2 separate regions of the Homo sapiens genome follow, and region 1 is linked to region 2. Evidence: chromatin contacts called from ENCODE Hi-C data. All regions are on one chromosome and are shown on one strand. Each heading gives the region's core, a stretch centred on a gene start or an enhancer-like site at or near the end of the contact. The rest is flanking DNA. Distances are from core to core; before and after follow the strand shown. Region 1 has its middle 170 kb from the start of KCNS3. Region 2 holds the start of KCNS3 (potassium voltage-gated channel modifier subfamily S member 3).

Region 1 (2,700 bases), core at 192-2,691, 170 kb before region 2:
GTGTGACATAAGAAAATTTAAAATCCTCTCAGCTTCAGCTTTCTTATTTATGAAACAGAAAGATGTCCACATTAATCACAGGTGATTAGTAAAATTCAGTAAGGGTAGAGTCAGTGCCTTGTTCAGAGGGAGTGACCTCTGAACTTTCATAGCTTTCCTAGCTTGTGTGTCAGAGCAGGCAAGGGGGTCAGCCTCTAGTAAAACTGGCTCCTACCTTCATCGAGCTCCCACAGCATGGTCTTGAACTCATTTCTCACTTCTCACTTCTTATCTTCTCAGACAGATAAGTCTCTACCATTGTATTGTGAGCCCCGAGGGTCAGGATCAAGTGGATTCCTGCCTGAGTCTCCTACAGCCAAGCACAGGACCCAGCCAACGGGAAACGTGAGCTCCAGCAGTCCCCATTTAATCTCTGCAGGCCCATGTGCCCAGGGCCCAGAACCAGTGGGACACTGAGAAGAGCCCCACCTGAGGCCAGGCTGCTGCAGCAGGCACACCTGTTCTTCTAGGAGGCCATTGGATACAGCACCCACCACATCAGCCCATCAGCCCTGGCTTCATGTGTCAGGTGAGACCCATCATCCCACCTAATCAACACCTTTTCCAGGTTCCACCCCTTCCCCGCTGTTTGAGAATAATAACTTTTGAAAGAAAAATGTATAAAAATGATTGTTATGCTAAGCAATCTATAGTACCCAGAAGAGCAAATCCAGAAAAATATTGTGCTTGTATCTTTTAATCTATATTTATATTTTTACAGTGTTTGCTTTTATCTGGAAAAGATACACTATATATGTTGTGAGCTGAACTGTGTCCCCCAAATTCCACTTATTAAAATCCTAACCCCCAATACTTCAGAATGTGACTATGTGGAGATAAGGTCTTTAAAACATACCTGCATACCCCATCGTCTGGGCCACCCCAAAACTGCAGGTAAAAAGCAGAGTTGTTTAAGGTCTTTAAGAAGGTAATTAAGTTAAAATGAAAACATCAGGTTGGGTTCTCGTGCCCTCATCAGAAGAGGAGGCTAGGACACAGACACACACAGAGGGAAGAGCATATGAAGACACAGGGGAAGGCTGGGGACATCCAAAGCCAAGGAGAGTGGCCCAGGAGAAGCCAACTCACCAGCACCGTGAGCTTGGATTTCAAGCCTCCAGAACTATAAGGAAATACATTTCTGTTTGTTAAGCCACCCAGTCTGTGGTTCTTGGTTATGGCAGCTAAAGCAGGTAATATAGTACAGCATATCAAATGTTTCTTGCAAAAATCCATCCTTCCATAAATATACCCTCACAGAATTCTGATGTTCACTTTCTGTTTCTAAACACTGTGAAATATTTTAATTTGGGAAACAAATGGACTATGTATACATTTGTGTACTGACTAATAAAAAAATGCATTCCAGTGTAGCCAGAATTACTTTCGGTGTTGAGAACCCCAGCACCAAACCCCTATTCACCCTGACTAATCCATTACAGTGATAAGCCCGGATACAGAAGGACTTGGAAGGAGCACTGGTCCAGTTTCCAGAAATGTTGGATGAGGAAGAAGAGAACGGGAAGGCGGTGGTGGCGGTGGTAGCGTCCTACACCAAGATAATGAAGCCAGAGAAGGTGAAGACGTTCTGAGGACTTTTTGAGAAAATCATCTTATCCAGTGTCCCCCTTGAACTGCACAGAGGGGGTGGTACAGTGTCATGAAAGTCACAGGGGTGGAATGTTTTGAGGAGGGCATGTTAGCAGCATCGAATGCTCAGTTCACAGAGAGATAGGTTGGTGGAGTGCCAAGGGAGGATTTAATAGTCTCAGAGAGGCCTGGCAGTCTGGGGGCAGGGAGTGGCTGGAATGTGCCCTGAGGCACATGACTTAATCTTGAGCCATAGTTTCCTCCGTTATGAAACAGTTCATAATCTCACCTGTCACACAAGGCTTTTGAGATGATCAAATGATGTAAATCCCCTGTGAACAAATCATTAGACTGTGAGTACAGTAGTCCCCCCTTATTCATGGGGGATATGTGTCAAGACCCCCGGTGGATATCTGAAACCACATAGAGTATGAGATCCTATATATACTATGTACAAATTTCTTTTTCCATCTTCACAATTTCTCAAATAGATTTGTTCTCACTGCAGTTCTTCACAACCTCAGCATATGATTTTGTTTCTTTATTAAGTTGAGAACTTTCACCTTTCACTTAAAGAAAGCACTTTATGGCTTCTCTTTGGCATATTCAAATTGCCAGCATCACTGCTTTTGCACCTTGGGCCATTATTAAATAAAATAAAGGTAACTTGAACACAAGCATTGCCATACTGTGACAGCTGATCTGACAACCTAGAGGGCTACAAAGTGACAGGTGGGGAGGGTAGAGAGCATGGAGACACTGGACAAAGAGAGGATTCATGTCCCCGGCAAGACAGAGCAGGATTACATGAGATTTCATCATGCTATTCACAATGGCAGACAATTTAAAACTTATGAATCGTTTATTTCTGGAATTTTCCACTTAAAATTTTCAGACTGCCATTGACCATGGGTAACTGAAACCTCAGAAAGCAAAACCAGAATGCGTTAACAGAGTAGGTCTATGTTAGGCACAGCTGCAAGCACAGCTGACTCCTTGGGCCACCATGAGGACAATCAGTTAATTAGCCCTGGGAATGACCTAACATAATATGACCTAATTTAGCCCTCT
Region 2 (2,700 bases), core at 21-2,520:
CCAACCACAAAGCTACTCTCCGGCAGGAACGTAAGGAACACCTACCGCCCCTCCCCCCACTTCACGCCTTGGCACCAAACCAGGGCCCCTGGGTCATTTTGGCAGGTGGAGGTAGCTCTTTGCTGTCCTCTGCCCCTGCTGCGGGCCACCCGAGTGAAGCTTTCGGCTCGGTCTCCCCAGACAAAACCGGGGGGAGACATCAAGAATGCAAAAGGTGCTCCTTTCTCCAAATGAACGAGAAGGGACAGAGCGGGGTTGGGGGTGCAGGACAAGCCCTGCAATGCGAAAGGCGCCCAGCCAGGCTCGCCGCGGCCCCTGCCGGCAAGACTGGCTCGCTTGCTAGCCAAGGTGCCTCAGGAGGTCGGGCAGCCACCCAGAAAGGCGCGAAAAAAAAAAGAGGAGTTCCTGACCCCGGGGTGACCCTTCCCCACCACTGCCACTGATCCAAACGCAGAGTCCGCAAGTGACTCCACACCTGCGCTGCAAGCCTCACGCCGTCCCCACCCAGGGCGCAGCGCTGCACGAGAGCAAGGGCCCTGGGTTCGCTCTTCCCTGCAACTGTCGCGGGGCGCCTAGCACAGCTGCAGGGCAAAGGGGAGGGGAGGAATGACAAAGAAGGCGGAGCAGACGGCCCGGGAAGCATTTACAAGCGCCAGGAAAGCGCCTCCTCTCGAGGAAGGGAAGGAACGGCTTCCCGGCCAAGGAAACGCCCCGGGGATGCCCCTACGCGAGGTGCCGCCTTTCTTCGGCTCATCGATTCTCCCGCCTCCAGGTGGTCCTCCCCCTGACCATAGCCCACCCCACTCCCCGAAAGCTGATCCTAAATACCTTCCCCGAGGCTTTCAAATCAACCCAGCCACCGCTTCAACAGCCCGCAGTTCACGCAACAGGCGGAGCCTTAGGGCTCCAGCGACGGCGGGCTCTGGGGACCAGAGGATGCGGGCGCCGCGGGCCAGACGCCCAGAAGGACGGAAAGTGCTCTGCGGCCGTAGACCCTCGGGGTCGTGCACCCGCGACCTGGACCACAGGAGACTGGGGCAGCAAAAGGTGGGGGAAGGCGCGGTAAAGTTGCAGGGTCGCCCGGAGAAGTCTCCGGAGCGCGCAGGGAGGTGGGGACGCCAGCCAGGTACCTGCAGGAGTCCGGACGCATCCAGCTAGCTCCGCTCTGCGACGCCGCCTGCCCGCGCTGCAGGGATCAGGCCTCGCGGCGCGGCCCCGCGCCTGCCGCCGCGGCGGCGAGGAGAGCGGGGTGGCCCGCGTCGGCCGGTCTGTCCGTCGGTCCCGCCCCGCTAGAGCGAGGCTCCCGGGAGCTGCGGGCGGGGCGGGGCCGGACGGGACGGGGCGGGGCCCGCCGCTCGGCCGCCGCCCCATTGGTCGCAGCTCCGCCAGCCCCTCGCTTCGGGCCCGCAGCCGGGCGCCCCGGGCCGAGGGCGCGGGCGGCTGAGGACTGCGGGGCTCCGACCGCCAGACAGGCGGACAGACCCATAGACCTAGATGCTGCCCTGCCGGCCGCGCGCCCCCGCCCAGGCCCAAGTGCAGAGTCACCCCGGAGCGGCAGGCGCTGTCCGGGTGGGACCAGGAGCGCGCCCCGCGCCTCCCACCTGCGCGCCCTCCTGGGCCGGAAGCGCCGTGGCCCTGCGGGAAAAAGATGACCTCCCCCGCGGCCCCGGCGGCTGGGGCAACCGCCTTTCTAAAGTCGCGGCCCAAGCGACACTTTGCTAATTTGCCTGGATTTCCTCAGGAAATCGCGAGGCCCAAACTTGTTTTAAAACAAAGTGCGAAGGAGAGTACATATAGCTCCAGTTCCTGCCAATGTTTGCCATCGGTCCCGCTGCCTGAAGACTCAGGCACAGTGCAGAACAAGATGCTTTGTCTTATTCCTCCACTCACCGAGTCAGAAGAGGTGCTTGGACATTTGCACCAAGCAGATGCGCCTCATATGTAGAAGAGGAACCAGTCGGGTCCCCTTTCGGAAGGACGAATGGAAGAGGAAGTCAGGGGACGATGCCTTCAGCCGACGTTGAGGAACAAACCAGGACCTCGGCGAGGACAGCGTGTGGTCCAGAAGGCATCGCTGGCCTCGCTGCACTGAGCGAGAGCGCTCAGTTAACAGCCAGGAGGAGAAATGGGACGCTTCGGGACCCACCCCCGCGCTCCCCCTCCCGCCCCCAAACTGCAGATTTTTAAGTTGTGCAGACGTGGAACAATTCCTCGGAGCCAGCTGCTCCAAGCTAAGGCGCCCAGTGTTCCCTGGGTTCCTACCCGCAGCATACGCCCTGCCAGCTGCCCCCAAGCCAGCACCCGCTGACCACTCACCTCAGGCAAGCACCTAGGAAGACGATGCAGATTCAAGCTCCAGACCTTGAGCCAAGCGCTGGGGAGGGAATGGGGGCAAAGAGATGGTGGAAAACACTTTCCTGAACTTACTGAATACCCTATGTTATGTGTGGGTTTTCTAATTGTTCTTTGCTTAATGAAAAACCCACGTTGGAAATCAGAAAAAGGCAGTAATCCTCACCGTATCTTGTGGGCTTCAAAGAGGAGGTTTTCCCCTTAAAGGGAGTTTTGGTCCAGAGGAGAGGCTAACAGCAGGCAGGAAGGGCAGAGGAAAAGATAAAGCCTAGGGTGGTCTTCCCCCTGAGGCCTGGAGCCCACCAAGCTCCAACAGTTTCATTTGGCTTCTGGGAAGCAAAGTACAGA

What was found. A loop is a pair of places that touch in the nucleus more often than their neighbours do. Pooled maps may share reads with other maps.
Region 1: a loop to region 2 is called in a map of PC-9, with 7 times the contacts of the local background. The contact joins the enhancer-like site here to the promoter of KCNS3 in region 2. A Hi-C loop is called at or near these places in 2 of 168 maps with a recorded cell type or tissue (PC-9 and gastrocnemius medialis) and 6 of 50 pooled maps.

The regions. Positions count from the first base shown.
Region 1 is chr2:18,047,237-18,049,936 of GRCh38, reverse strand. No RefSeq gene overlaps it. Among named protein-coding and RNA genes, the nearest start is that of KCNS3, 170 kb to the right of the region's middle. RefSeq lists an enhancer at 1,293-2,492. Within about 2 kb of position 1,441, at least 4 of the 41 ENCODE cell types and tissues checked have a DNase peak (open chromatin) inside an H3K27ac peak, as active enhancers do; they include PC-9 and gastrocnemius medialis, where a contact is called at or near this core.
Region 2 is chr2:17,877,237-17,879,936 of GRCh38, reverse strand. KCNS3 (potassium voltage-gated channel modifier subfamily S member 3) reads right to left here and starts at 1,270. Exons shown (of 3, transcript NM_002252.5): 1 at 1,131-1,270. RefSeq lists silencers at 1,150-1,199, 1,290-1,489, 1,500-1,659.